Regions from separate parts of the Homo sapiens genome. Here region 1 is linked to region 2. Evidence: chromatin loops called from intact Hi-C (ENCODE). Cell type or tissue: PC-3. All regions are shown on one strand. Each heading gives the region's core, and the rest is flanking DNA. Links, peaks and the distances in the headings are about the cores only.

Evidence for each region. Hi-C counts contacts between places; a loop is a spot of excess contacts. Peaks named below come from ENCODE experiments on the same cell type or tissue, not always from the same donor. Only the 100,000 strongest peaks of a DNase experiment are listed, where the experiment ranks them.
Region 1: a loop joins it to region 2, with 4 times the contacts of the local background. A loop is called at or near these places in 2 of 110 quality-filtered maps.

What each region holds. Positions count from the first base shown.
Region 1 is chr20:14,814,440-14,830,421 of GRCh38, forward strand. All of the region lies in intron 5 of MACROD2 (mono-ADP ribosylhydrolase 2), which reads left to right. Among named protein-coding and RNA genes, the nearest start is that of MACROD2-AS1, 110 kb to the right of the region's middle. In PC-3, for the core only: no CTCF peak of the experiment used is centred there; DNase peaks (open chromatin) are centred at 6,642 and 6,972; H3K4me3 peaks cover 1,478 bases; H3K27ac peaks cover 1,716 bases.
Region 2 is chr20:14,871,137-14,887,118 of GRCh38, forward strand. All of the region lies in intron 5 of MACROD2 (mono-ADP ribosylhydrolase 2), which reads left to right. It overlaps MACROD2-AS1 (MACROD2 antisense RNA 1), which reads right to left. Exons shown (of 2, transcript NR_110318.1): 2 at 13,117-13,458. Among named protein-coding and RNA genes, the nearest start is that of MACROD2-AS1, 50 kb to the right of the region's middle. In PC-3, for the core only: no CTCF peak of the experiment used is centred there; a DNase peak (open chromatin) is centred at 8,405; H3K4me3 peaks cover 705 bases; H3K27ac peaks cover 3,091 bases.

The DNA.
Region 1 (15,982 bases), core at 3,285-11,284, 57 kb before region 2:
AGTTAGCAGATATTTTATCTTTGTGATAAGACATTCTACTGGTCTGTGGATATGTGAATAGTAGATCGTTTTTTGGAAGACACTAAAAAAATTAAAGTTTTGTAATAAGAGATGTAAATTAAAGTCATCAGTAGAGAGAAATGGGTGCCCTAAAATATGGAATATTTGGAGTTATAATGCCTTCTAAAGGAGGATATATTATTATAACCATCATTTATTCAATAAAAACTATAGGTACTTACCATGTTCCAGGTACATGGCTAATTTCTGGGGCAACAAAAATGACAAAGTTATTGTCATCCTTGCCCTTGAAGTGCTGGTTAAAGGTGACAGATAATCAAAGAAATAATTGCAGAGCGTGGCACTGAGTATGATGATAAAAGTTAAAAAAAAGAGTGCTGAGAGACCACAGAAGAGGAAGCTATCAGCTCTTAAGATGCTTGGAAAAATAACAGATGAAAGGACATGCATTGAACATTTATTGAATGAATGAATGAATGAATGAATGAATGAGTGAATGGTGTCACCAAAGCTTATGTCATCACAGTGTTAAACACTATATCCTGAAACAATGACCTGGAATTTTGCAAACAAAAGAGAAGATTCAATGTAGTAGTCAACTCCATTGCAGAACACTGGGGCCTCAAGGTGAGAGAGGAAGCTTTATGACTCCTACAGTCCCCTAAAAATTGAGTAACATATTTTAATCTGTTACCCAATAACATACTTTAAATAATGTAAGCTGCATGCTGTTATTTCCTAGAAAGATGTGGTTTCCTGGAGATAAGTTGTGTCTAGGTGAAGCTTCTGCATGATAGCTTATTTCAACTATGTAACAAAGTATATATTTTAAAGACAGCCAGTAGTGAATCTTTCGGAAAGAAAAAAGTTATCTTAAAAGTAGATGCATTTTGATTTAGGATTTTGCATGTCTGCTTTCATAAATAGGTTTTCATATCTGGTTTCCTGCATTACCAAATGACATTGAAGTTTTTATAGATTTAATATTTATCATAACATACAACTACATCTATTCCCTGGAATTATGTGTGGGTGTGTGTGTGTGTGCACGCACATGTGCATATTTATCTGCCAACATCTGAATTCCCTCTATAGCATTGCAAATGTAAAATTAGTATGTCATTCTTAGAGGTGCTGTTTAGTATTACAATCTGTAGCTAAATACTAGGCTAATTATTCTGTGAATAAGTCTCTTTCTCTGGTATAATGTAGCACTCAAGCACAAGCGATCAATAAATGTTATTATGTTATATATTTTAATGTTATTCTACAAGTTAGTAAATAAAATATCTAACATAGTAACATTTTTTGTTTTTTATTTTTATTTTTAAAATATCTAACATAATAACATTGCCAACTCTTTTCACACATGAGTTCATGTAACCCTTATGATTTGCCATCTACAACCATATTTTAAAGTGCCAAATATAAAGTTGGTCATTGTTTCTAAAAAGTCAGTGTTCTCACGTTCTATTTGACTCTTCGTGTCTAATAGTGATATTTAAAGTAGGTCATTTAGCTGCTGATTTTACTCCTGAATAACTCCGGTCCCCTTAACACTATCAGATGTTCCTTTCCATCACGTGTTTTTCTGCTTCCAGTTGAAGAACCCACATTAAAAGGAGTTGAGTGGAAAATGGAATGAGCAATACGCCCTCAGTTTACTATTCCTTCCAGATATTTTTAAATGAAGGTACGGAAAGATAAGATGGTAGGTTTGTTGCGGGGCAGAGGGAGGATGGAAGGAGAGTTTATCAAAAGCGAAAAAATAAACAGATGAGGGATATAAGAATCATTCCCACAGCCTCCATCTCCCTTTATGTTCTCTGATTTCCAAACATCTGTATTTCTATTTTTAACTTTATAATAGCAAAAATGTTGTTTAAGAAGTAAATAATTCCTAACATTTTAAGGATAAATTAGTGTAGTATACCCAGTATAAGGCAAGGGCCCAGATCCATGAAGGTATCAGCATTAAAGAAGACAAATTACAGAAGACCTTCAAAAGCCTTTAGAAGCTTATGTACTCCTTAACAGTTTACAAATTGCCTTATCTCCATTTTTCATCTGTATAAATTGATCACATTTCCTCAATTTCTAACATAGAGCAGAACCACTTTCATATTTTTTATTTATATGTGTGTGTTATACTCATACATATAAACTGTATTTTTAAGGACACATTTAAGTGTTCCCTTTTTTCACCTGACACTAATGTTAAGAATGGAAAATTATGATACAATTCAGCAAGGAGAGGAATTGCGGTGCATGTTATTATTGACTACATTCAGGTATAGTTGGACAAATTGGGTAATGGAACCAAATTGGATTATATGAGATTCTGGCCTTAAAACTATCATTCTATTATGTCTTCTGATGAAACACAATTGAATTTGAGTTGTGTAAACTGAAAAAAAAATAAATAATTGCAAAATGTAAAGTGAAAGATACAAGAGTAGCTACATAGAATCGAAATAAAACTACTCACGTAAATAAAATATTTCTTACACACTTAAAGCACATATATTAACATTATATAAGAACACATCTAAATGAATGCTTATCACTGAGCAATATGATTTTCAAAATGTTATTCGAAGACAACTTGGCTGTTCATAAATCTTTTAATTTTAAGCTGCCGATTTACAGTTTTTCCTTTCATCCTCTTGTTTTGAAGGCTTGATGTGGGAGTGCTAATTAATGTTAGAATTCTTATCCAATGTACTTGTTGCTAAGCAGATAGAACTATCAGAGCATTTTATTTTGAAACTGCACTCTTTTTTGACTGATATAGCATTTGAAATCGTGCTTGAAGAAACATTTCATGGCAGGGAGCCAGTTTTCTCATTAAGAACATATTGCCCATGACCAATTCACTGGTTTATTTATTTCCACAATGCCTGTTGCCCCTGTGGCTCATACATGCGTCGTGTTGAAAACCACATGTAAAAGACATGAACACTAAGTTGTCTTATCAGTATGAGAATACACAATTTATAAAATCATAAAACATGGAAGTTAATGAAAAGTTTATTTAGAACTGTATATTTTGCCTTCCAGGCAGAAGTTCTTACTGACTCCTTGGGCTGTCTTAGCTGATTGCACGTTGACTTCTGTATTCTTCATATACGTTTTTTGTCTCAATTTGAGTTTCTTCAGAAGCAGTTCCTGTGTCAGAGGTCCTGTTTGTTTGGTTTATTTTATAAGTTCATAAAATACTGATAGGGATCTGAGAAATGAGAAAGGGGACAGCAACTGAGAGAAGCCTTGGAAATGGTTTAAAACCATGTCTCAGAGTTAAGGGACAACGGAGGTAGGATATTTATGCACCAACTCTTCAGTCACTGGCTGAGTGTCACAAGGTTTGAAGAAGATGTGATGTCCCTGACACTTACCAGCCTGCCATGCAAAAGGACAGAGTAGTCTTTGAAGTTTCAGAGAAAGCACTGAGCCAATGAGAGGCGATGACCTGTACTAGCAGTTGGATGCCAGTTGGGGCACACTGAAGCAGTAACAGCTAAGTGCTCTAGGTGGGCCACCAAAAACATCTGCCATATCTTCTGTGGGCTTACATCCACCCAAAGTGTTATTTTTATTCTATCCTGATCTATGGAAGATGGAAGGATCATTTCGTAGTTGTGTATTCATTTTTTTCATTAGTTTGTACACATTTATGGATATCCCCTGCTGGGGCCACTGTTCTAGGCATGGAGGCAGACACCAGGGAAGAATATGACACACCACCATCATTGAGGTCCGCACAGTCAGGGTAATGGGCAGAGGCAGTGAAGAGCCACGGAAAATCCTTGAGGTGCAAATGAAGTTGAATCATTTACTCCATCTATGGGAATCATTTACTTCGTCTACTATGAGTAGTACAAAATCCTACTACCTTCTGGAGTGGCTTTGGCTCTTTGTCTGGCATTGAGTTTCTTTCTCTGTCTTAGCCCGCTGGTCTCTGAGTACCCCCCTGAAGATGCATTCATATAGAAAAGGGAGGAGTCAGTAATATCTTGTTTTTCTATTCGGGGTATTTTAGTAACTGCATCCTGTGGCTGAAACATTCAGATGATTTCAAGATTTTGACACATGAAGATTCCAGGTTCACCTATGAAAGAAAATAGGGAGTCTGCCTGCCAAAATTCTAGTTTTATCTAAAGGATGCCAACTAGCATATAGCATGCATGCAGAAGATGGCCAGTATTACATTTTTTGAAGGAGTCCATTACAAAAACTATAATATTTAGGGATATGTACTTATTAATCTAGAATGAGAGCTACAGCTATGGTAATATGAATGGAAGCATAATAATTTTTCCAAATAGTATTACTGTTTAGAGATTGTTTTTGTTTCTCTTCCTTAGGTTTTTTTTTTTTTTTTTTTTTTTTTTGAGAGAGGAGATAGAGGTGGCTGCTGTGATGGCAATGATAGCTATGGTTACTGTCTTATTGAATGCCTATTATTATATTAACAAAACCGAAGTTCAGAGAGGTTAATTAACTTGTCTAAAATCACAAGCTTGGCTGGGCATGGTGGCTCATGCCTGCAATCCCAGCACTTTGGGAGGCCGAGGTGGGTGGATCACTTGAGGTCAGGAGTTCGAAACCAGCCTGGCCAACATGATGAAACCCCATTTCTACTAAAAATACAGAAAAATTGCTGGGTGTGGTGGCAGGCATCTGTAATCCCAGCTACTTGGGAAGCTGAAGCAGTAGAATCACTTGAACCAGGGAGGCAGAGGTTGTAGTGAGCCAAGATCACACAACTGCACCCCAGCCTGGGTGACAGAGCAAGACTCTGCCTCAAAAACAACAAAAAACAAAAACAAACAAAAAACCCCCAAAAAATCACAAACTAGTCAGTCAGTATTTTGACCTGAGTATCTTGAATTCTCAGGTGTGGCTGCAAGACGTATTGATAAGAAAAAAAAAAAAAAAAGGTACAACATAAGAGAATTCAAGTTTCATTCACTTTTCCAGCAAATATTCTGTAGAAAATCCACTATGGCCCAGCCACTTAGCTAGGCAATGTGAGTACCACCTTCTAAGACAGAGAAACAAAACCTTCCCCTCATACAGCTTACCATCCGGTAGGGAGGTTAGCTAAGCTATTAAACAGATCAGTACATACCGGGGGATGAGTGTTGTGATGGGAAATTCAGTTGATAAGAGAGCCCGAAGCCAGAAGACCTCATTGATTTTAGGGATCAGAAAAGGCTTTCTGCAGGAAGTAAATTTTAAGCTGAAAGTTAAAAGAGGATGACTAAGCTAAAGTGGGAGTCAGGGGAGCGGAAAGGAGAGAAGTGTTCTAGGCACTGGGAAGGCCCAGAGGCCTTATTCTAGCATTGAAAGGACAATGTGGCTGGGACATTGAGTTCAGGAGGGAGAGTGGAGACAGAAGAAGCCGAGGAGATGGAAGCCCTGTGAAAGATGCAGCAGATATCATGATGTTGTTCCCAACCTAAAAGCCCTGGGAAGCCCATGAAGGAGATTCCTCTGGCTCTGGTGTGTGGGCAGATTGAAGAGGAATATACCAAATGAAAGGAAGCATCCTAAGTAATTCTGATGATCATCCCGGAGTGCTGCTGGTGAAGGTGGACAGAGTAGATTTCTTTGAGAGATACTGAGGACTTAGGAAGAGAAGACTTGGGAGAGTTTGCACTGAAGAAGGGAGAAAGCAATAGCATTGTCTGTGCTTTTGATTTGAAGGAAAGGGTAAATGTTAGTGAAATAGCTTCTGAAGGCCTTTAAGAAGACTGCCTACATAGAAAGCCTACTTCTATCTGCCGGCCAAAGATCTGGAGGAACCTCATCCTTTCATTCTAAAAGGAGTCGTGGATGTAGATTTAACCGTTCTGGTATCTGAAGGTGGTGGGATTAGGAATAATTTTTCTTCCTTTTTTTTTTTTTTTTTTTGTTTTCTCTGCTTTAGTTTTATAATTAAAAAGGAATTTTCTTATAAAAATACAGCTACTGTGATATCTTCTGCTGAACATGTGGCTCAACTTACTCACAAGGTCAGGAAAGTTGGGCCCAAGGCATAACTGCTTAAACTCAAGAAAAGAGAAAAGACAATTTCATCACCAGTGTAATTAAGTGAGCTTCCCTACAATATCTTAACTTAGCTTCTCATCTAAGTAATATGAATCCAGGTATAGTGGGTTTTGGTGTTTATTTTAATCTTGTATTGTCATTAGCCAGTTAGTTACATTAGTTACCCTTGGGTGTATTGTGGAAATAGATTTCCGTTACATTCTTTTTTTCCCCCCTTTTTAAGGATTTAGAGTATTATGCCTGAGTGAATTGATTCATAGGGATTTTACTTACTCATTCGTTGTGCGCTGCTGTGTTTTTGTTCTCCATCTGGTTAAGCTGCCGTGACTCTCTGTATAGCATTTGCACAGTGTTCACATGATGCTTGGGTACTTAGGTGTCAGTTTTTCATTATGCCCGGATGATGTGCGTTGCGTGGAAAGCCTCCGGAACCGTAAACTCTCATTTCCCAATCATGAATAGTTAGGAAACCAGAGTTCGGCATTTTCATTAACATAGGGTCTTACATGCCAGTTCAGCTTACTACCTGCTAAGCCTCCTAGTCTGTTGGAAAATGTGCATTGGCAGTTTTCCAGTCTTGCTAAGACTCATAAATAGATGCCTTTCATATGAAATGTATTTGCTTTGGCATATTGACACTGGAATACATTATTCTTTTAGCAGTTGAACAAATTAAAATAAAAATGATGACTTCTTTTTTTCAGTATACTAAAATGAGCATAATTGGGTTAATATCTTAATCTGGCAGTCAGGAATTAGCTTGTATACCCACAACCACATAATTTCACTAAGGGAAGTTTACATGTTTCCTTTTCCTTGTTCTGTTGATGACCTTCCTACGTGTCAATAACTAGCAGAGAGTTTGGTCAGATAAAGGGGTTGGAATAACCTGGAGAGCTTACCAAAAAAAATCCTTATCTCTGAGTACCATCTCTGTAAAATCCTGGTTTAATTGGTCTTGGGTTCAGCCTGAGCACCTGGATTTTTTTCAAAGTTCCCAGATGATTTCAATGTGCAGTCAAGGCTGAGAACACTCGCTCTCATCATGTGTACCAGAGACAATACTTTCGTAAGCAAACAGCCTCACCTAATTGTTTCTTTCTCTTTTGTTTTCCCTAAGTCTAGTCCACATCTTTGGGCATGGTCCTTGAGTAGGAGAATAAGAGAGCTATTGAATGGTCCAAGAAGATTCAGATGGCTTCATTTTACACTCCAGTTGATCATATAGAAGTTTAGGGAGAACACTCAAGACCACTGGGAGCTACTATGTAGGTGAATAGATTTGTCCAAGACCCACTCTGGCACTTCCAAGCTGGCCCTGGTGTACTCATGAGTAAAGCCTGCCAGTGTATACTTACATTTCCAAAGACTTCCGTTTAGTAAGGGCTGCCTGATCTTATAGGTGCCTCAGACTGGTCCTTCTACAAGTATAGTTGTTTTATTTCATACTTCTAAATGGATGTTTGATATTGTTTAGGATTCAAATGTTTATTCAGAAATCCATAAAGTAGGTATTTGACATCTCATAGTTTTGAACAAAATGGTAAGAACAAGATATATCAAAATATATCTTGAAGGCATGAGTACCATAGACCTTTTAGAAGTGCATTTTCTAGCATCTTGTACAAAACAAGACCCTTATTTCTGTAAAACTTGATGGACCTTAGCTGGGAATGTGATATCACTTATCCTTCAATGATTTTTTAAAAGAATTATACCTGCATTTAAAGCCTTGGCAAAATATGGTAACATTCTAGCTACTGAAAACCCATAAGATATTGTTCCACATAAGATGGATAACTTTCCACTGAAGATGGATAAGTTTTAGGGTATCTGAACCTTTTAAACCTTGTGGGTATCATTTGTATAATATTCTACTTAATAGTAAACTCTGCCATTCACAGTGTCCCCTTTCTCATTTTTCTAGCTACAGTTTTCGGCAAGCCATTTGGTGTGCTTGCAATGCTATCATGAGCTATGGCTTGGCGTTACAAGGTCTGGAGAGTGAAAGTGTTTTCTGAGTTTCTATTTTCAATAGTTATTAGGAAAACAATTGAACTTTGGCTATTTCCTGGTAGGTTTAACTTTCATTTAAGTGAGGCATCTGAATATTTTTGTTGAAAATATAATCTTTCACCATGAAACTATCTGAGTTTGAGATTTCAGTTATAAAACACGCTCTTTTCAGTCATTGAAAAAATAACCTCCTGCAATTTTCCTCTGAAAAATAAAAATGTGCTTTGATAGAGTTTTCGATAATTATTATCATACATCTGTGCATGTACCCACACCATTGTGTTCATCTCCCATCCATGTCATTAGTGAAGATATGGATTAATTCCACATTGGATTTCATTGTATAGAATCTGGGTATTTATATCTAAAAAAAAGTGCTGTCATTTGATTACATTTAGGCAAATTTTCTCAGTTTATAATCTAGAATGTGTGTTTCGGTCTTCTTCTTTAACTGGATGTTCTCAAAGTATACTTAAATGGCATGGCCAAACCATTGAAGAAATACAACAGTGATGACTAGTTTCTCTGTGTCTTTCCCTGTTCAGCAGTTATAGAGGCATGATTCTATGATTATTTTTGTGTAATCTTTGAATATGCAAAACAAATTATAACAAAAAGCTGTGGACTCTTATGGGATTCTAGGTCGTGTATATTTAATTTTCAGCAGCAAACTTCTCCCTATTTGTAACTTGTTGATCTTCTTCAGAAATATTTTCTTTTCCATTTAAAAATTTTAAACTGAGACTACAATCAAACCTTTTTCTTTTCTTCATGTATAGCAATGCTTAAGTTATTTGTATTTCTTATAATTAATTTTATCTGCAAATAACAGAAATCCTGAAATAATAGTGGCTTAAACAAAGTAGAAGTTAATTTTTTATCCTCATGTTAAAACAAAAAGTGCAGACATAAGGAGTCTGGAGCTGGCAGAGTGGCTCAGCTGTCATCAGGGACCTGGGTTTCTGTATCCTTAGCACACTCAAGGTTGCCTCATGGTTCAAGACTGCTGCTAGATTACCAGCCATCGCATTAAGAAGGAAGCTAGAAAAGCGAAGTGGGAAACCAAGAGAGTTGTCCTCTTCTTTACAAAGAGTCTTTCTGTGGATCCCATACATCACTTCTGCTTAGGTCTTGTTGGTCAGAGCTAATTCACATGACCATACCTTGCTGACGGGAAGGCTTGGGATGCTAGAACTGTAGTTGGGTGTAATACCATCCCAAATCCCAAATATATTTGGTGGCTTTTTTTGTTTGTTTGTTTGTTTGTTTGTTGTTTTTTCGCTAAGAAGAGGAAATAGACTTTGGGATAGGAAATAGCAGTCTTTGCTACCTCACTGTTTTCAGATTATGATATTGTAAGATATGCTCAAAATACTCCAAGTACAAATACTTACATTGCTTGTTGACAGAGTAAAATAAATTATATAAGTAAAGCTAGTTAGGAACTTGCCATATTGGCAGTTCATTTTGAGGATATTTCTAAAAATCATGGACTGCAGGAGGAGAAATACCAAAGCCAAACACATAAAAATTTCCCACAACTATATGAAAATTCCAAAATTTATCTATATGGTAATCATATGTCTGGTGACTTTATTTATTCAGAATATCTCTAAGAAAGAGAGAGGGTTGTATATTTGACCAATTGTTTTTGTCAATTCAGAGCTGTTGAACAATTATAAAATTCCAAAGTTCTCAGAAAATACTTGGCTAGTCATGGTATTGCATACTGTAGCTTCTTTAAACACTCTGCAGAATTCTTGGGAGTTGGTCATCAGTAGCAGACGGTAAGAAAGGTTATGAAGTCTCCTGGTTGTCTGTTGCTAAAAAATCATCCCAAAATATAGTGGCCTGAAACAGCAACAATTATTGATTTGCTCATAATTCTACAGTTTGGACAAGATTCAGTGGGGATGGCTTATCTCTGCCCCATGTGCCATCAGATGGGATAGCTCACCTGGAGGGGCTGAAGGATCCACTTCCATGGTGGTTTAATATACACAGCTATGAAGTCAGTGCTGGCTGTCTACTGGGAGGTCTCAATTCTCCTCACGTGACCTCTCCACATGACTAGGCTGAGCTTTTCACAGAATGGCAGCTGATTTCAAAGAGGGATCATCTTGGAGAATAAGCATTCCAAGAGTACAAGTCCCAGTGTGCAAGTACTTATCCAGTTTTTTGTTAATGTCTCATTAGCCAAATCTAGTCCCATGGCAATTGGGAGGGGCTACCCATGGATATATAAATACCAGGAGGTGTGGTTCTTTGGAGGCCATGAAAGAAACTTTCTGCCACATTTAAGTTCTCAGGCAGAAAAAATAGTGTTTATTGAGGTACTACCATGTGCCGGTCACTGTCCTTAAACACAGAGCTGCCCTGCATAAAAGGTCTTATTCGTCCCATTTTCCATTTAAGATAAATGAGGTTCAAAATGTTTTAAATGACCTGCAGGAGGTTACAAAGGTCCTGTGGTGAGGCTCCATGTTTCAATCTACCTCTGAAAAACTCCTAAGTCTTTGCACTTTGCAGGGCCTCCAGCTGCCTTTTTAACCACATGGTCCATTGTCACTGCTGCAGGCACGTCTGCCCTGTGTGCTTTCACTCTAAGCACAATAAAAGACTTACCACCCGATAAGTCTGTTTTTTGAATTGAGAACAAGAGAAAGAGATTCCTGAACATTCTAATTAACCAAGTACCGCTCCTGTGCCACAGAGATGCCTAGCAGTGAGAGCCGTAAAAGGAAAGTGCTTGGCAGTGAAGCAAGACAAGAAACCTGGTCCTTTGTGCTCTGCCCCATTGCAAGCTTTCTCCTAGCAAACCTGACCAGTGACAACAGTGTCCAAAGTCTTTTCTAGAAAGGTCTCCATATTGGTACCTTTTTCCTGAAGTAAGGGCTTATAACAAGGGCATTAAAATATGCTAATTTCTAATGCTTTCTATTAGGCGTATCCACATATCAAAGCTTTTACTGGAACACCTTTGTCAAAAAAAAATATAGGTCATGCACATGGCCATGAAATTCCATTCTTTATATTTTAAGCAGCATCAAGATTGTTCTTTTCCTTCGCTGTTTGGCAGATTAGAATTCCTCTTTAAAGTGGGAGAAGTTAGTTACTTATCAAACCATTTGATTAATTAGCTAGACCTGTCAGGCCAAACAGGACTAGCCAAGTCTTTTAAATCTCTTAATATGAGCCAATTTTCACAATAACTTGTTTTATTCATGGCCTTCACATTTTAAATTCTTGCTCATTAGTGACCTGGTATTTGGGCTTGTCTGAAAGGAGAGCATCCGTTGTGTTAAACAGGGCTCATTATGGATTATAGGTTTTCGAATGGGGATGCCTATGCACAAAAGATCGCCCTCCCATTTTCCTCTGAATAGTTAATTGGACCTTCACCTTGTTTTTACAAGCAAAGGCTAAGCTTCAATAAGGAGATAGGCTTTTATAATGCCACAGTTTGGGTTGTACTGAAGAGCTGGTGACCTATCATTATCAATACAGATGTGGAACTAAAGTACAGCATGTGTTTGGTTTTGCTAGAGACAATAAAAGTAATGGCTGTTTTTAAAACCAGTAAAACACTGAACTTGATAGAAGGAGAAATTCATTGAATATATCACTCTGCAATAGTTCAATTCCTTGAGTAATAAAATACAACCACCAAACACTCAGAAATAAACACTAGTTAAAAAAAAAAAATGAAACACAAGCCTGAACCCACAATACCCATGCATTGACTCCCAAGAAAACAGATTTTTACATTCCCTAATAAATACATGTATTACTATATCCCCAAGGTTTTAGCATCCTCATTGTATATCAGGCTAATGTCTCTAATACAAATTCTTTTTGAATTTTTCTTAGTTAAAATAATCTTCTGTTTTGGTGTGTATTTTCAATTTGTTTTAAGATTCTGTTTCTGTTGCTTGCAGTAATTCTTTTTATTTTCTTTTCCTACAGAATTTACTGTTTATTTCCAAATTACTCCAGACCCTAATAGTCTATTTTGCTTTTGGCAGAATTCGTGTATCTATTGAGTTGCATTCTGTTTTGTTGAATTTCACTCAATGCGTGTCTCTCCAAAGGCTTCGTTCAGGGACAAAACATTCAACTGCTTCTTTAGGGCCTTTGGGTTGTGTTTGTAACATGTATCCACAATCAGCTGTCATAATAAGCCGAGCATCCTGATTAATTCACTGTACCCTCCAGTCGAAGTATTCACGGATGTAACTAGTTGAAATGCGGATACACAAGTTCCTACTGGTCTTAAAAGAAATGATTTTTCTGGTAGTTTTATAATTTTAGCAATTCAGATTTCGTACATTTGAGGTTAGAAAATTCAGCAGACAGCCTAAATGCGGCATCATGCTAATGGAGTCCTGGAAGCTGCTGGTGTTAAAATGAGTAAATTAAGGAGTCAACACTGCTTATTTAGGCACATTAGGATAAAATAGTATGAGAGCTCGGACTTAACAAAAATCAATTCAGCACGCAGAGTGCACATCCATCAGGGCTTTGTTATGATGTCAGGGCGAGCAGCAACCCTGTTTTATTTTATGAAGAATGCTACATTAGCATCATCGCGTCCTTGGATGGCTGTGACATTTGCTGTTATGGAACTACTTTGCGGCAGCCACAGGGCCCCCAGGGACTACTCCAACTACATTAAAAAATTAGGTTGGCATCAAATGACTTATTGAACTCTGTATTGATATCCTTGGGATTTGGTTGTCAATCTACACAGTAGTTAGTCTCCTTTCACAGCGACCGCATTAAGTAGGAAGTTGTAACAGTTATTGACGATTTGAGCAAATTATTTTCCTCTATCCAGCCCCTACATACAACAACAATAGTAATAAACACAGCTTGAGTGAAAAGTATATTCCACATATGGCATGGATGCTTTGTTTACATGGTACGTGGTTTTATTTCACAATAACTCCTAGGTAGATATTATGTCCTTTCTGAGATTTAAGCATTACTTTAGTCACTTAATCAAAAATCATAAACTGAAGCTCATGCCATTGACCCCAGTTATATAAAAGAAGTTTGAAATTTTCTTTTGATCTAGGTTTTGCACCCTGATAGACTTCACAGATAATGTAACTAATTAGTAACTGTGTTTTATTTTTGTGTACCCATATTCTCCTTGCCAGAAAAAAAAAAAAAGTTGTTGGAACATACTCTTTGCTGTGTTTCCTCTTGGAAACTATTAGCCTTCATTATTCAGAGTATTGGAGGTTAGATATTTAATTTTACAAGCCTAATTATTGACTAACATTTTAATAAACATTTGACATTTATTAATAAGAATTCAAAATATATAACCATTTAATTTTTTACATACTATCTAATATCTAATAGTCTCATATGAAGTAGAAAAAATTACATTCATGAAACACTACACTCTATTCATATTATGATCACACCATCTTTTGTTTTCCTTCTTTTAAAATTTTTATTTTTTGATTATGAAATTAATGTGCATTCATTGGTAAAGTTCGGGAAGGCATAATAAAGAAAATAAAGATGATATATACCAATTAAAGGTAAGCCCTGCTAATAGTTGATATTCTTTCAGAATTTTTTATATTCATTTTCTTCTGTATATGTATACAATTTTCCTATGTTTGCTTTATATATATTGTTTTGCAACTAGTTCATGCATTCTAAGTATATAGCAGAATTTGTTTCATTAATTACTTGCTATTGGAAGTTGGTTCTGAGCTATTTTGAGGATGAAAAACGTTTCTTTGACCATTCCTGTATATACAACTTCTATGAAAGAGGCAAAAGGTTATGCATGCTAAATATTCAGATGTGTTACCAAAATACCATCCAGAATAACACCTATGTAAGAAGTTCCCTGATTCTCACTTCACTTTTAGGGTTAACTGGGACAGTATGGACATTCTTTTCTTAATTCAGTCATTCAAAGCCATTTGAGTGCTTACTATGCATTAGGCACTCTGCAAGACCCAAGAGACAGCAGTGGTAGGAGACAGATAATCCTGCTGCTTACCTGGAATGTACCATGCAATGGGTGGAGACTAATCTGAAATAAATAATTGTACAAATGCCTTTCTAATGGAACTTGTGCTGTGAAGGAATGTTACGTCATTGAACCTGATCTAGGATGGAGAGTCAGGAAAAGCTTCCCTGAAGAGGTGACATTTGACACTTGAAAGGGGCAGGTGTAATGAGTTTAATATATACTGTGTTACATCATGCTAATAACTATTAACCATTGCATTTTTACTGAGGAATGCTATGTATGTTTTGGCACATCTTAAGTCAGATAATTTTATTCTGTTTTATTGTTGGACCAAAAAAATGGACAAGTTCTCTTTTCCACTTCTCTTCCCCTTTTTGCCCACAACTACAATTAACATGTGATGGTCCAGAACTATTTTTTCCTTCTTTTTTTTTTTTTTCTATTTAATGTTACAAAGGTAAACGTGTGCCATGGTAGTTTGCTGTGCCTATCAAGCTATCACCTAGGTGTTAAGCCCAGCGTGCATTAGCTGCTTTTCCTGATGCTCTCCCTCCCACCGCTCCCTGCTCCCCCGCCCCACAGTGTGTTGCAGAACTATTTTTTTTTTTTTTTTTTTGAGACAGAGTCTCACTCTGTCGCCCAGGCTGGAGTACAGTGGCACAACCTCCCCTCACTGCAATCTTCGCCTCCCGGGTTCATGCCATTCTCCTGCCTCAGCCTCCCAAGTAGCTGGGACTACAGGTGCCTGCCACCACGCCCGGCTAATTTTTTTGTATTTTTAGCAGAGACGGGGTTTCACCATTTTAGCCAGGATGGTCTCAATCTCCTGACCTCGTGATCCACCCGCCTCGGCCTCCCAAAGTGCTGGGAGAACTATTTTTTAAAGGAAAATATGGTCTCCAATTCAGAAGAGTTGCACATCTCCAGGATAGGGTTTCATCTTCCAGGCAGTGTATTCAGGCAGCTCAACACTACTCATTTTTTCACCTGAGCCAGCTGAAGTTCTAGCGGCAGTTGTCTAATGATGATTTTTAAGAGTCATAAGCAAAAATGAGGGGACATTGGAGCAGTACCATATTTAGAATGCGAATATTAGTGCCTCCATAGTCTGACCTTTTCTCTCTGGACATATTTTATCCATCACTGTGTCCACACATGCCAAAATGACTAGTAAGGAAATGAAAATATGTGGCCTTTGAATGCAATTTGTGACCAACATTATTTTTTGATTAACAGAATATATTTTTGTTTCATTGAATCAATTATTTTATTTAGTATCAGCATTAATTGTCTACAGACAAAATATCTTTGGTTCTTTGTTAAACATTTCAAAATGTGCTTTTTATTGTATAAAACTCTACAACTATTATTTCCCTAGAAGTTCAATGCATACATTGATAATTTATTATGATAAATTGATGCAGAATATTGCATGATGTAATATGAGTTTCATGTTGAATTAAGCCATCACCCCTAAATATGAATCTCAAAGAGCTGTGGCTATTTGGTTTCTTTATCCAAAGAAAAAATGATTCATAACCATTGTTGATGCAAATATTACTACTTAAGATGCAATGGGTTTCTAGTTTCCTCTTTGCTGTGTAAAATGTATGCTTGGTTGACCAGAATTCAGTGAAACCTCTCATTAGGGCACTACGGTTCATTAAGGTTTAAAGAGGCATCACTGAAATTTGAATTGGCCATGCTGTGATTGCCAAGTCTCTCTGAGTGGTAATTGGGCTGTGTTATGTTGTGTGCTTTACTGCTGCAATGGTTTTTAGAGTTGTTAAAAAATAATAATAATAGTGATTAAGCTCTGTGCTATGTAAAACTGGCAAGTTTCTTAGTGATGGCATCTTTTTGTTTATAAATTGAGATTTAAAAAATCAT
Region 2 (15,982 bases), core at 3,969-11,968:
AGGCCAACAAATTCAGGAAATGTAGAGAACCCCAGTAAGATACTTCACAAGAACATCATCTCCAAAACACATAATCATCAGCTTCTCCAAGGCAGAAATGAAAGAAAAAAATGTTAAAGGCAGCTAAAGAGAAAGGTTAGGTCACCTATAAAGGGAAGCCCATTAGACTAACAGTGGACCGCTCGGCTGAAACTCAGCATACAAGCCAGAAGAGATTGAGGGCCAATATTTAACGTTCTTGAATAAAAGAAATTCCAACCCAGGATTTCATATATGGCCAAACTCAACTTCATAATTGAAGGAGAAATAAGATCCTTTTCAGACAAGTAAATGCTAAGGGAATTCAGTGTCACCAGACCTACCTTACAGGAGCTCCTGAAGGAAGCACTAAATATGGAAAGGAAAGACTATTATTAGCCATTACAAAAACACACTGAAGTACACAGGCCAGTGACATAATAAAATGACCACATAAACAAGTCTGAAAAATAACCAGCTAACAACATAATGACAGGATCAAATATATACATGTGAATACTAACCTTGAATATAAGTGGGCTAAATACCCCAAATGAAAAGCCACAGAGTGTCAATCTGGATAAAGAAAGAAGATCATAGATATGCTATCTTCAAGAGACCCATCTCACATGCAGTGACACAAACGGGTTCAAAATAAAAGGATGGAGAAAAATCTACCAAGCAAATGGAAAACAGAAAAAAGCTGGAGTTATAATCCCAGTTTCTGACAAAATGGACTTTAAACCAACAAAGATTAAAAAAGACCAAGAAGGGCATTACATAATGGTAAAGGGTTCAATTCAGGAAGAAGATCTAACTATGCTAAATATATATGCACCCGACACAGTAGCACCCAGATTCATAAAGCAAGTTCTTAGAGACCACAGAGATACTTAGAGTCCCACGCAGTAATATTGTGAGACTTTAGCACTCCACTGACAATATTCGACAGATCACTGAGACAAAATTAACAAAGATATTCAGATCTGAACTCATTACTGGATCAAATGAACCTGATAGACATCTACAGAACTCTCCACTCTGCCATTTTCAACTCATGGTTTCTGCAGTTGTTGTGAGCATTGACACTAGTTGGCAGAAAGGGAAAGAGGGAGAGTGGAGGATTTTATGGCAAATTTTTATGGGCTAAACCTCAGAGTGGCACTTGTCACTTTTTCCCACATTGCTATTGCCAAGTTCTGGTCATATGACCCCTTCTAATTGCAGAGGAGGCTAGGAAAATTAGCTACGTGCTCAGGAGGGAAAAAAAGGGTAAACAGCTAGACAGTTTCTCTCACATGATGTCTGACAGGGATCCAGGTTGCCCTTCTACCATTTCAGTAATCAGAGAGTCATCATTCACGAGGGGAAAATGGCTAGTGGTATGAATAGCTTTTGGTATTTTATTAAACCTCTTTGCTTCTAAGTTTCTAGATCTGTAAAATGAGGGTAAGTGCATCTTATAGGATAATTTTGAGGATTTTAGATTTGACACAAGTAAAATGGTTTAGTGTAATACCTGAAAATTAGCAAAAAATATAGGAATATTACCCATTATCATTATTATTTTCATCACTAAGTGACTTAGTTTGTTTTCACACTGTGGTAAAGAACTGTCCGAGAACTGGGTAATTTATAAAGGAAAGGGGTTTAACTGACTCACAGTTCAGTATGGCTGGGGAGGCCTCAGGGAACTTACAATCATGGCTGAAGGGGAAGGGGAAGCAAGGTACCTTCTTTACAAGGCAGCAGGAAGGAGAATGAATGCAGGAGGAACTACCAAACACTTATGAAGCTATCAGATCTCCTGAGAACTCACTCACTATCATGAGAACAGCATAGGGGAAACTGCCCCCAAGATTCAGTTACCTCAACCTGGTCTCCCCCTTGACACATGAAGAATATGGAGATTACAATTCAAGATGAGATTTAGGTGGGAACACAAAGCCTGACAATATCACAAAAACTCTAAGAAAGGGTAGCATATTTGGAAATAAGTTAATATATCAAATGTGCTCAACGCATGCACAGAATGTAGTAAAAGTTCAATACATGTTTTTATCATCTAAACTTATTGAGTCTTCCTGGTATTATACTTACATTTATTATTATGACTTTCTACTCATAAGAACCCCTCAGATAAATTTCATTTTCTTTTATTAGGTTTCTTTTTAGAATATTGTCTGTCTGCAACTACAGTCACTTGGATACATCACTAGGTTTACATGTGTTTTAAGTCGACTTTTGCTAGATGTAGCTTGATCTTTGAGGCTCTGTGTAGGCCTTTATAAATTGCCCTTCATTTGTTTATTGAGAATTGAAATGAAAATGGAATGCTCCAGACTCAGATGATGGGATTTGAGGTGGAAAATCTCATTAATGCATAAACATGTAAATAAATCAGTTGTTTCTAAAAATTTATTCAGGGCCGGGTGCAATGGCTCACACCTGTAATCTCAGCACTTTGGGAAGCCGAGACAGGCAGATCACCTGAGGTCAGGAGTTCAAGACCAGCCTGGCTAACATAAACCCTGTCCCTACTAAAAATACAAAAATTAGCCAGGTGTGGTGGCGGGCCTCTCTAATCCCAGCTACTCAGGAGGCTGATGCAGGAGAATCGCTTGAACCCAGGAGGCAGGGGTTGCAGTGAGCTGAGACTGCGCCATTGCACTCCAGCCTGGGCACCAAGAACAAAACTCTGTCTCAAAATAAATAAGTAAATAAAAATAAAATAATAAAATACAAATTTATTCAGGATAGCATATTAAACATTGATTGATGTTGGTACTTTAACAGATAAGAACTATTTTAATTTTGTGTTCAATTGAGTCAACCCTAATTTGTTTAGAAACTTCTGGAATTGAATGCAATCTGTTAAAAGTAAAGACGTGTTAGGCCAGATAATAATATTGCTTTAAGCTTGCCTATCTCTAACACTTATTAGGAGAATATATTTATATCTGTCTTTTTAAAGTAAGTATTGAAACAGCTTTGTTTAATTCTCTTTTGGTAAGAAAGATTTCTTTCATAACATTTGCATAATTTTTAAAAAAATAATTGTACAAAAATCACAGAACCAGTAAAGAAATATCTGTGACTTGAGGGTCTCAGGAAGGCAGTATCAAATGGAGATTCATTTATTTATTTATTTATTTATTTATTTATTTATTGAGGTGCTGTCCTTTTTTAAGAGTGTATTTGTTCCTCTTTTTGTAAACTGCAGACAACTTGAACTGATGGTGAGGTCTGGTAAGAAAAAAAAAAAAAAAAATTCAAAGCTACCAAGGGAGAAAAGGTGAATTTCATTGGATTACTAAATTCACAAACAAACTTTATAGGTCATCATTGAACATTTTATTTATATTAGAATAAGCAAGCATTGAGCAAGATAGAAATAATTTTGCTTCAGGTTATCATCATTGTGAACTATCACAAGGTATAAGCACAGAAATGACAGAAGTTCTGGCACAGAACAAGGAATTTGCACATGGTCCAATAACATGAACAAAAAAGGTTGTATTTATTTATTTATTTATTTATTTATTTATTTATTTATTTATTTATTTTTGAGACAGAGTCTCACTCTGTTTCCCAGGCTGGAGTGCAGTGGTGCAATCTTGGCTCACTGCAGCCTCCACCTCCTGGGTTCAGATGATCCTCATGCCTCAGCCTTCTGAGTAGCTGGGATTACAGGTGTGCGCCACAACCCCTGGCTAATTTTTGTATTTTTAGTAGAGACAGGGTTTCACCATGTTGACCAGGCTGGTCTCAAACTCCTGGCCTCATATGATCTGCCTGCCTTGGCCTCCCAAAGTGCTGGGATTGCAGGCATGAGCCGCTGCACCTGGCCAAAGTTTCATATTTCTTGTGATGACACTGAATTTTTAGACAAAAGAGATATATTGACTTTGTGTGTTGATGGTTTCAATTTAGAAAAGACTATTTGGGCTGGGCGCAGTGGCTCATGCCTGTAATCCTAGCACTTTGGGAGGCTGAGGTGGGCGGATCACGAGGTCAGGAGTTCGAGACCAGCCTAGCCAACATAGTGAAACCCCATCTCTACTAAAAATACAAAAATTAGCCAGGCGTGGTGGCACGTGCCTGTAGTTCCAACTACTTGGGAGGCTGTGGCAGGAGAATAGCTTTAACCCAGGAGGTAGAAGATGCAGTGAGCCCAGACTGTGCCATTGCACTCCAGCCTTCTAGTCTGGGGGACAGAGTGAGACTCTGTCTCAAAAAAGACTATTTGGGAATTTGTTCATCAAAATTTATGCATCCACTTTATTTTCTCAAAGTTCCTCTTACTGGAAAGCATTTAAGTATTTTGATTCTTTTTAAAAATAATTTCAACTTTTATTTTAGATTTGGGGGGTTCGTTACATGGGCATATTGTGTGATGCTGAGGTTTGGGGTACATATTATCCCATCACCCAAGTAGTGAGCTTAGTACCCAATAGGTAGTTTTTCAGCCTTTACTCTTCTTTTTCTCCCCTCTCTAGTGGTCCCAATGTCTATTATTTCCATCTTTATGTCCATGTGTGCCCAGTGTTTGGCTCACACTTATAAGTTGGAACATGCAGTATTTTGTTTTCTGTTCTTGTGTTCATTCACTTAGGATAATGACCTCTAGTTGCATCCATGTTGCTAAAAAGGATATAATTTTATTCTTTTTCATGGAGGTATAGTATTCCATGATGTATATTTACCACGTTTTGTTTATTCAGTCATCTATTGATGGCCACGTAGATGGATTCCATGTCTTTGCTATTGTGAATAGAACTATGGTGAACTTTTTGGTATAACAATTATTGTCCTCTGGTTATATATCCAGTATTGGGATTGCTGGGTCAAATTGTAGTTCTGTTTTAAATTATTTGAGAAATTTTTAAACTGCTTTCTACAGTTTAGAAATTGATCTAATTTACACTCCCACCAACAAAGTATAAGCATTCTCTTTTCTCCACAGCCTCACCAACTTCTGTTCTGTTTTGACATTTTAGTAATAGTCATTCTGACTGGTGTGAAATGGTATCTCACTGTGGTTTTGATTTGCATTTCTGTAATAATTAGTGAGGGTGATCTTTTTTTCATATTTTTTGGCTGCTTTATGTCTTCTTTTGAGAAATGTCTGTTCATGTCCTCGTTTCACTTTTTAATAGGGTTGTTTTTTGCCTGTTCAGTTGTTTAAGTTACTTATAGATTGTGGATATTAAGTTTTTGTTTAATGCATACTTTGTGAATATTTTCTCCCATTCTGTAGGTTGTCTGTTTACTCTGTTGATAGCCTCTTTTGTTGTGCAGAGGTCTTTAGTTTAATTAGGTCCCACTTGTCAATTTTTGTTTTAGTAGCAATTGCTTTTGAGGACTTAGTCATGAATTCTTTGCCAAAGCCAATATTCAGAATGGTATTACCAAGGTTTTCTTCTAGGACTTATAGTTTGAGGTCTTACACTTAAATCTTTAATCCATCTTGAGTTACTTTTTGTATATGATGAAAGGTGGGAGTCTAGTTTCATTCTTGTGCATATGGCTAGCCACTTATCCCAGCACCATTTATTCGGTAGGGAATCCTTTCTCTTAATGGTTTTTGTCAACTTTGTTGTATGTCAAATGGTTGTAGGTGTGTGGCTGTGTTTCTGGGTTGTCTGTTTTGTTTCACTGGCCTATGCATCTGTTTTTGTACCAGTACCATGCTGTTTTGGTTACTGTGGTCTTACAATATACTTAAAAGTCAGGTAATGTGATGCCTCTGACTTTGTTCTTTTTGCTTAGGATTGCTTTGGCTATTCAGGCTCCTTTTTGGTTTTGTAAGAATTTTAGAATCAGTTTTTCTAATTCTGTGAAAAATGATGTTGATAATTTGTTAGGAATAGCAGTGACTGTGTTTGGGCAGAATGGCCATTTTAAGGATATATACTCTTCCAATCCATGAGCATGGAATGTTTTTCCATCTGTTTGTGTCATCTGTGATTACTTTCAGCAGGCTTTTGTAGTTCTCCTTGTAGGGATCTTTCACATTTTGGTTAGCTATTTTCCTAGGTATTTTATTTTTCAGGTGGCTATTTTAAGTAGGATTACATTCTTGATTTGGCTCTCAGGTTGAATATTATTAGTGTGTAGAAATGCTACTGATTTTTGTGCATTGATTTTATATCCTGAAACTTTGCTAAAGTCATTGTTCAATTCTAGGAGACTTTTGGTGGTGTTTTTAGTGTTTTCTAGGTATAGAATCTTACATCAGTGAAGAGAGACATTTTGACTTTTTTTTCCTATTTGGATGCCTTTTATTTCTTTCTCTTCCCTGATAGCTCTGGCTAGGACTTTCAATACTATGTTGAATAGGAGTGGTGAGAGAGGGCATCCTTGTCTTGTTCCTCTTCTTAAGGGGAATGCTTCCAGCTTTTGCCCATTTAGTGTGACATTGGCTGTGGGTTTGTCATAGATGGCTCTTGTTATTTTGGGGTATGTTCCTTCAATGCCTAGTTTCTTGAGGTTTTTTTGTTTTGTTTTGTTTTGTTTTATCGTGAAGGGATGTTGGATTCTATTGAAAGCTATTTTTGCATCTATTGAGAGGATCATATGGTTTTTGTTTTTAGTTCTGTTTGTGTGGTGAATCACATTTATTCATTTGCATATGTTGTACCACCCTTTCCTCCCTGGAATAAAGCCCATTTGATCATGGTGAATTAACTTTTCTGTATGCTGCTGGATTCAGTTTGCTAGCATTTTGATGAGGATTTTTGTGTCTACGTTCATCAGGGATATTGGCTTGTCGTTTTCTTTTCTCACTGTGTCTTTGCCAGAATTTGGTATCAGAGTGATGCTGGCTCCATAGAAGGAGTTAGGGAAGAGTCCCTTTTCCTCAAGTTTTTAGAATAGTTACACTGGCTCTTCTTTTGTACACAACTTTATAAACATACCTGTAAGCGTAATTTTGCAAAGATCTTTCATTCATCAAAGAGAATTCCTTTGTGAAGTAAAATGGTAAATAGTCTAAGCATCTTGCTTTCAACTTGACTCAGAGCCAAATGTGTGTAAGCATTGAGAGGGTTTGCCATTTTACATTCCTTAGTCTGAAGAAGGGAAGAAAGAGAACATCCTTAAACCCTAAAAATATTACTTGGCCTGTATGGCATTTGTACGCAAAGGTAGAATCTGAGACCTTGCATAAGATTTACTGGAAATGCTACATCTCCATGAAAGACTACATCAAGAGTGTCAAAGCATGATTAGTTGGGGCACATTCATATTTTTTTGTTAGGGAGTCTATGTCCTCTCTTTTATGTATTGTTTGACGTCAGATGCCTTTAAAGTAAAACTATAAGAATTATTAGTCATTTGATGAGAAGTAATAAATGTTATATAGAGAAACATTACAAAATAGAGATAGACTCAGGATAGGGGACCATAGAGCATACAACCATGAACACATATCATTTGCTTAAATTAGTTAAAACACAAAAGCAAAATATTTGAAATAGTCAAAAGAACATTTTCAATTCTACCTAATAATTTATTGGATGAATTCTTTTATTTTTTTAAATAGTTTACTGGCCGAGTTGATAATATGATCTATCCTAGTTATTAACCAGCAGAATTTTAATTTAGTTTTCAAGGTTCTCCATGGTCTAAACTCAACATGCCCTTCCAGGCTCAAATTACACTCTTCCAGTTCAAAGGCCCATCTGAAATGGGCTGCTTCTATTATGTTGCCCAGGCTTTCTTATCTCTAGCTCTTTGCCCTGATACCTTTGTCTTTCTACTTGGAGTACCTATTCTTTCCATCTTTAATACCCCACCTTCATTAAATGACCCTTTCTAATTACTTCCTGCATGCTTCAGCCAGATGTAATCTCTTCTCTCTGATTATCACATAACACTATTTTGTGCTTCTGTGGTTTTCACCTTACTCATCTCTGTTGTACTGACAAATGGACTGTGAGCTCCGTATTTTTTATCTTCACCCTTATGCATTGCGTAATTAAAACCTTGTACACAGTACAGGTTCAGCAAACACACACTGAATAAATTAATAAGTAGGTGAATAGTTTTGTTGTTTACATTCACTAACAACCCATTCTGATTCATGTTTACATGGACAGAAAAAGAATGAGTTGATTATTAACTAAATTTAATGTATGTCATCTGTATACCTAAATTCTTTGGGTTAATATTAAAAAAGTATTCTTCCAAGTTAGCATGAATTTGACCTATCTTTTAGAGTGTTCAGATTGGTTCACTCATGTTGACATTAGTCAGTTTTGAAATTCAGACATAAAGGTATACACATATAGATTTGACATTTGAGATTAACTTACTTTTTTCCAGTTAGATTATGGAAGAGATAAACAATGACTCAGAGGAAAATGGAGAGGCTATAGAGGTGAAATACTGTAATAATGTGGCTAAACTTGCTTGAGAGAAGATGAGACATAAGCCTGCTTTGTTAGTCCTTTCATAGAGAAATGACTCAGCACTGTTAGAGAATATGATGAGGTTACATTGTTCTTTCATCACAAACTGTTGAGTTAATGGTGGCATATATAGAGTATAGCTCTGATTCATAAGACAATTGGTCATTGTGCTTCTCTCTTTTTATTTTTTAAAGCAAATTAGTGCTTTAAAAGAGCATAGTAATCTGGTTCTTTTCATGAAAACTGATGATTAAAAACAAACTACGAAAATAATTTTAAATACACCTGGGTTTCCAAATGGACAGAGGTTGTTGAAAGTCATTTTTAAGTTCCTTCAAAGCTACAAAGTCTATGTGTTTCTCAAATTATCTTTTGCAAATCTTAGTAGGAATTAAACTTGTGCAAATCCAACCCCTGGCTCTTTTTAGCCTCGTGAGAGCAGAGTATGCATCGTGCTTTCGTTTTGGATGAGAAATATACAAACTGTGTGTTGACTGGTGGAAAGCAGAACAATGGATCTCAGCAAATTGTATCATGCCCAGCTCTGACTTGAGACGCAGAATCAATTCATTTTCAGTGTCATGACAGGATCTGAGATAGAAGTGAGTCTCTTGTTGCCATCATGAGAAAAGATACGTATGTCCACAGTTTTGGGGAGAGGGAGCATGGGAGCTGGGTGCTTCACTGCCAACACAGCCTCTGATCACCTGATATGTTACAAAATCAATTTTATCTTCTGCTGCATTTCATGTGACAATTCAAAGAGCAACATTTGTTTTTCTACTCTTTACATTCTCAACTTCCATGGAGGCATAATTGCCATGAGTTAAAGCTAGGAGGAGAGTGATCACTGCACACTGATTTGGATATAAAATCTATGGCCATTTGAAAGGGAAACCTTCAAGAGCCCACGTAATAAATCCCCGAGGAACTTAAGAGAGATGAACTGTACCTAATTGCATCTGACATGGCTAAAACACAGGGACCTCTCTAAAGAGTGTGAGGGCAGGTCCCCAAATCCTCTGCTCAGCACTATTCAAGGTTCAGAAGAATTCATGCATTTAGCTTATCTACAGCTATGTGGCAAAACACCCTTCAGCTGCAGTCAGCCTCCCTCTAATGACCAATGAGGAGAGGCCAAAAATTAAAGTTGTATAATCAGAGATTTTAAAGACAAACTGAAAAGAACTGGTGGAACCGTCTAACTTATGCCTTGGAATGGCATGCATTATTTTGTATATGATTTTGGGCCTCAGAACACAAACACAACTCCCTCCACAAAGGGGATGAGTTTGCTGGGCCAGAGTGGCCTCTTGTTGCTGGGAGCTACTGCCGCCCAGCGTGGGCAGCTGCAATCACAGTGCCCCTATCCCTGCCTGAGTGGTCCTGGAGGGTTGGAGAGCTGCGTGACTCCTCAAGACCTTTGTCACTAGCCTGTGTAATGCCTGTGCATGAGTCCTTGAAAGCAAATCCCCCAATTAGGGCCTACATGGCCTACCCTGAGGAGGGAAGAGGTGCAATACATGTTGCTTTTAACAATTCTTCATCAGGAATGAGAGGATGTTGCAATGGAAAGGAAAATATTAATTCCTGCTAGGCCCTTGTCAGTGGGATCTTCTCCCATTCTCTTCCTGCTGGAATTACAGATCCATAGGTTTTGGAGCCAGTCAGCCTGGGTTCTTTCATGCATTCCCTTCTTCTGGTGGGCTTGACCATACTAGATATCAAATACTGTGACTCAAAGTTCTACCACCTCTGTTGACTTAAAGGTCAAACCTAGAACAAGCCTTGGTCTCTAGGTCTAAGAGGCAAAATAAAAGCTGGTGAACCTTCTTACTGACAAGGCACTTGACTTCCCTGTGCCTCAGACTTCAAATCTATAAAACGAGACTCACTGTTCTTATCTCTGAGGTTTATTGCTTGGAATTGAATGGGGTAATTCATAAATTCCCTAGCCTGGCACCCCACACACGGCCTCTTCAAGAAGTTTCGGGGTAGCTCTCTTGCCAGTCAGCTGAGAAAACCAAGCAGTGAGAAGAGGGTCATATATTGACTTGGTTTTCATGCTGACAGGCTTTGGCATCTCCTCAAGCTTGTCCATACTCTACAGTGGCATTAAGAGAGTAGTGTCCTGCACTTGTGTTTGAGCACTGTGGAACATTCCTCAGGAGTTCTGGCTGAGATGCATGTGCCCCACCTTTTCCCAGAACCAGGGCCCTCTAAGTCTAAGTCAATAAAGGGACCAGGGGAAGTTCCTGGAAATTCTGATCCAATTCAAGTCCCTGCTACCTAGGTTTACCTCTTGCCTGGCCTGTCTCCCCCTAATTTCTCAGGAGTAGACTTCTATTTGTATAGTGTTTATATGGGCCAACATTTGCATATGTTCACGCATGTTATCTTCACAGCAATTCTAAAAAGACAATTAACTCTTGTTATGTCTGTTTATAAAAGAGGAAATTGAGGCACAGAAATGTCAAGTCACATGAACAAATCCCTACAGGAACCATCTTTAATAAGTGTCAAAGTAAGGAGTCAAGCTCAGGCAGTCATGCCCTTATCCCACAAATTTTGAGATTCTGCCATAGCCAGGTTTATGCCTTGCTTCTCACTTGTGATGGACTTTCCAGAGCTTGGCCCAGTCACTGAAACATGGCAAACATTGTCAATATTTGATGAGTAAAGACATGAATGAATGATGCTTTTGCAACTATCCCATTCCCTGTGCACTCACTGAATTTTTCTTCCCCTTTTTATCATCGCAGTGTTTGAAAATTTTACTTCCTTATTTTACTAGATATATCTTTGTCTTTACATGTGTCATCTCTCAACCAGATGTAAAAGGTACTTCCCTGAAGGGAAGAAGCATGTTTTATACCTGTTATGTAACCTCCGTAAGAATAGCTGAATACTCAGTTTGTGACACACAAAAACCCTAAAATAACTATCTAAATAGATTGGGAAGTTGGGTTGTTGAGATACAGAAGATTTACTCTTCTTCCCAACTCATCCCTTCTCTTTGCTCCTTCCAATAAAATGCTATTTGGTTGAATAGTTTAAAGATGGAAAACCATTTAAGGTTAAAACAGATGAATAAGATCATTCTAAAGAAGCAGAAAGGCGTTCAGACCGTTAAGTTGAATAGATCAGAGTACGGCATTGATTCTGGCTGTAAGATTTCAGGTCACCAAAGGAAATATGTTGGATTGCATTATCTCCATTTTTTTTAAAAATAAAGTTTAGATCGCTCCCTGAAGATAAAATTACTCTTGGAACTATATTCAAGAAGGACTTAAGTATGTAGACCTTATGTAACAGATGTAAGAAACAATTCCACCAATGCTGATATTATGGAGACACCAACATGCCCTCTTACATAAGCCATAAAAGTGGTGAGAATGGCCACATTTTTGTGATGGGGTGTTTGGAATTAATTCATCTTCATGAAACAGAGGCCACATCATATTCTTGGTCATGAGTAATGATGGTAATACTGTTTCTCTTTCCTTTGAATCACTTACCTATCCATTGACCTAACATGTTTTAAATACCACAAAGGAGTAAGATTCTCTCTCATGTCTTTGGGTAGAGAAATATGCAACAACCCATTTCCTAAAAAGTCTGTAATTACATGTGGGAAATGCTGGTAATTAATAGCCTGAATGGGTGATTCTAAGTTAGATTCATGAAAAACCAAGAGACATATCTAACCTTTCTTAAGCTCCAGGGCACATGCATAATTTGAACATTATGTCTACAATGTGGGTGTATTTTCTTCCTTTTCAATGAAGACAGTGATTAGGATGATAATAGAAATAATACTTGGGTTTATAGAGCCTTTAGCTGAAGTCTACCTACATGGTTTCTGGCTCTGTGGTAAGCATGTCGGACTAATGTCAGCTTTTGAAGTGAATTTTTCATGCCTTTTTCCCTCTGGGCTTCCCCTTTCTCTAATAAAACTACTTTAATCCCATTCACATTCCAGTTCTGAATACTAGCACTTGAAATGAACTGTCTATATCTGACTCACTTAAAAAAAAAAGTAGTTTAAATAAAAACAAAGAGTTGTTTACTTTCCTTTCCTACCTGGCTGCATCTGTCACATGCATATAGTGTCCCCTGACATGAAGCTCTGATATTGATCTGGAGCCTTATTGATCTCCAACTTAATATAGGGACAATGTCTACCAATAACTTAGGCACTTCCAGAGAGGCTCACTCTGTCTTCTTTTGTTCACTTACAAAATGAAAAGAATGTCTTTACTAGAGTACCTATTAAAGGGTTCCAGTACACCCTACCACAAGCTCAACTTTGGAATCTGATAAAATATTTTTTAAGCAAGCTTCTGGTTTTGTTATATTAATTTGGGATTGGATTCCCTCCAGTGGTTCAAACAAAATGAAAGTATGATCTTTAAGTATGTAATATATTCTGTCAGTTCTCTGGTTAGTTTGGATCAGAATTAACTCCTTTCAGGATCATCCCAAAATAACAGTGTAACCCCATAGTAAAGCACACTCTCTTCTTTCCTGTGATATCCCATGGAGTAGGAATAATTAGGCAACCACAACTGCTTAACCCTGTGTGGTTTCACACAGAAAAATCATGACAATTTCTCTTCTTGTTGACTCTTTCTCATTTTTCTGGTTATCCATAGCTTTTAACAACAAACCACCCTAAAAGTTATTGGCTTAAAACAATTGCAATTATTTATTTGGTTCACAAATCTGCAGTTTGGGCAGGGCTCAGCAGAAAAGGCTTGACTGTGCTCCAGGTGGTGTGAGCTGTGGTGGCTCAAGTGGGCTGAAGTATCTATTTTCAAGATATCTTACCAACATGGCTGGTGCTGGCTGTTTCCTGGGAACTCTACTGGGTCTGTTGTATGGGGTCATTGATTCTTTGGATCCAAGATACCACAGCTAGAAACTGCCACTCTTTTTCAGTCTGGTACAGCATCACTTCTGCGATATTTTGTTGGACAAAGAAGTCACAAATTCTGCCCAAATTTAAGAGGAAGGGACATAGGACCTGTAAAGCAAAATAAAATGTTAAGCCCCCAACCAACTAAATGGATCCCCCTCACAACCAAGAGCATTCCAAAGTTAACCTGAAACATGAGTTCAGGCCATGATGGGAATGGATAGTCAGACATGCCTCATTATACCATCCTCCCTTTGGAATTGAGGCACAACTGACCAGCGTTAATATTGAAACAGAAACGTTAAAACAATCTGTTCTCTCTGAAGCCTGGAGGCTTCATCTGTGTAATAAAAACCTTGGTCTCCACAACCCTTTACTTTAACCCAGACACTCCCTTCTATTCATTCCAGGTATTTATCAAGAGCCCATCTAATTGCCAGTCAGAAAATCTTTGAATCCACCTATGACCTGAAAGCACTGATCCCCTACTGACCCAACTTCCATTTGTCCTGCCTTTCCAGGACATGGAACATACATCTTAATGTCAAAGGCATGTCCTTAACCTTGGCAAAGCAAACTTCTAAACTGATTGAGAACTGTCTCAGATACTTTTTGGTTTACAAACCCTACCTGTCATTGAGAGGAGTGTCAAAAAATTGGGCCATGTTTATACTACATGCTCTTTAATTAATATCTGTCTGATACTACTAATATCTGATACTATAGTTACCCAAGCCAGAAACTCAGTCATCACCTTTGACCCTTTCTTCTCTCTTATCTTTCTCTTCTTGACCCACCCTAGAAATACATGTAATCTTTATTGCATATAATTAATAATTCTGTGACTTAATCAGATATTATTGTATCATATACATAAATACCAATTACAAAGTCTTCTAATTGACCCTAGAATCTTCTGCTTCTCTTGAGTGCCATCACCTCTACTCTGGTACACACATCATCCCTCCTCTACCTACTAGCCAGTCTCTCTGCCTCCAGCCTTACCCCTTTTTACTCTAGTCATGATGATTTTATTTTTAGTTAGAAAGAATAACTGTCCTCTGATTATAATTTCTCAAACATCCTCTATTGCTGTAAGAGTAAAGTGCAAATTTGTTTGCCTGGCTTCCAAGGCCCTGCAGGATGGGGTCCCAGCCTCCTTCACTAGCCACACCTTGTTATCTCCTATTGAACCTTTGGCCCTTAGCCTTCAGCTTTACCAAAATCTTGATGTACTCCAAATCTCTTCCTTTGAAATGCTCTTTCCTGTTCCTCTTCCTTCTTACCATCCTCCATTCCCTTTGCTGGGATAATTCAGTCGCATTCTTTAGATTTCAAGTTAGTTTTCAATTGCTCACTTCCTCTGGGAAGAATTTTATGACCCTTCATTCATTTATTCATTCACAGAGTATTCATTGAGTATCTACAATGTGCCAGGCACTGTTCCAGGCCCTGGAGATACTACAGTGAGCAAAATAAATAAAAGAGCCTTTTGTCATGGGATTTATCCTTCTCATGGAAAAGTCAGGCAATAAACAAGAAAATAGGTAAATTACATAGTATGTTAGATAATGATAACAGCTGAGCACAAATAAATGTGAAGCAGGATGGGCAATATAAAATGTTGGAGGGTGGGGATGTTGCAGTTTTGGCAAAATCCAGGTAAGGCCCCACTGGGCAGGTGTCATAAAGTCAAGGCTTGATTGAAGTGAGGGGTCTAGCTATGAGGCTGTCTGGGAGAATACTATTCCAGATAGAGGAAACAGCAAGTGCAAAGGCCCTGAGATAGGTATGGGCCACTGTGTTTAAGGCGTGGAAGGGCCAGAGTGGCTGGAGTGAACTAAGAGGAAAGCAGAAGAAGAGAAGATGAGGTCAGATAGGTGATGGAGCCCTGCTCGCAGAAAGTCCTGTTGGTTGCTGTAAGGACTTTGGCTTTGGTCATAAGTAAGGTGGGAAGGAAGCATTGGGAAAGTTTGAGAAGAGGAGTGACCTGCTCTGGTTTATCATTTAAGGGATCCCCTTCACATCCCAAATCCTCCCACATTAGCCCCTTCTCCCATCATTTAGCTTTTTACCTGTGCTATAACTTGGTTCTATCCCTTACTAGTATCTCATTTCTGGGAGGAGAGGACTCTGTCCAACTTGTTAGTGTTTTATTCCCTCCATCTAGCCCAATGTCCAGGAACCATAGGGTATCAATAAGTATGATTGCATTGAAATAATGAGTAAATGAAAGCCAGCTCCCGTGCTAATCTTTAACTTTTTAATTACTACAACTTCTTTATATTGGTTGTAGTAAACCCAAAATACAAATGAGGAAATGAAGTAAGAACAGAAAGTGACAGAGAGAGAAAATGGGAAGAGAAGAAATAAAATTCTTGGAGCCATCATGGCAGCCTTCTTTAAGCTAAGAAACCCAGGTTCTCATTCCGACATTGGCGTCTCTAGTGGGGAATTTTAGGGCTGTCTGTGGGACCACAAGATGATCATACACTTCTCTGAAAATAAATGTTCATAGTGAATGCTTTTTTGATTTTTGGCAGAGGATGGGAGGCACTTCCATTTTGGCCCATTATGAGAATAACAAGACAAAATAGCCATATCATAGTATATTTATTACAAAAATTCATGT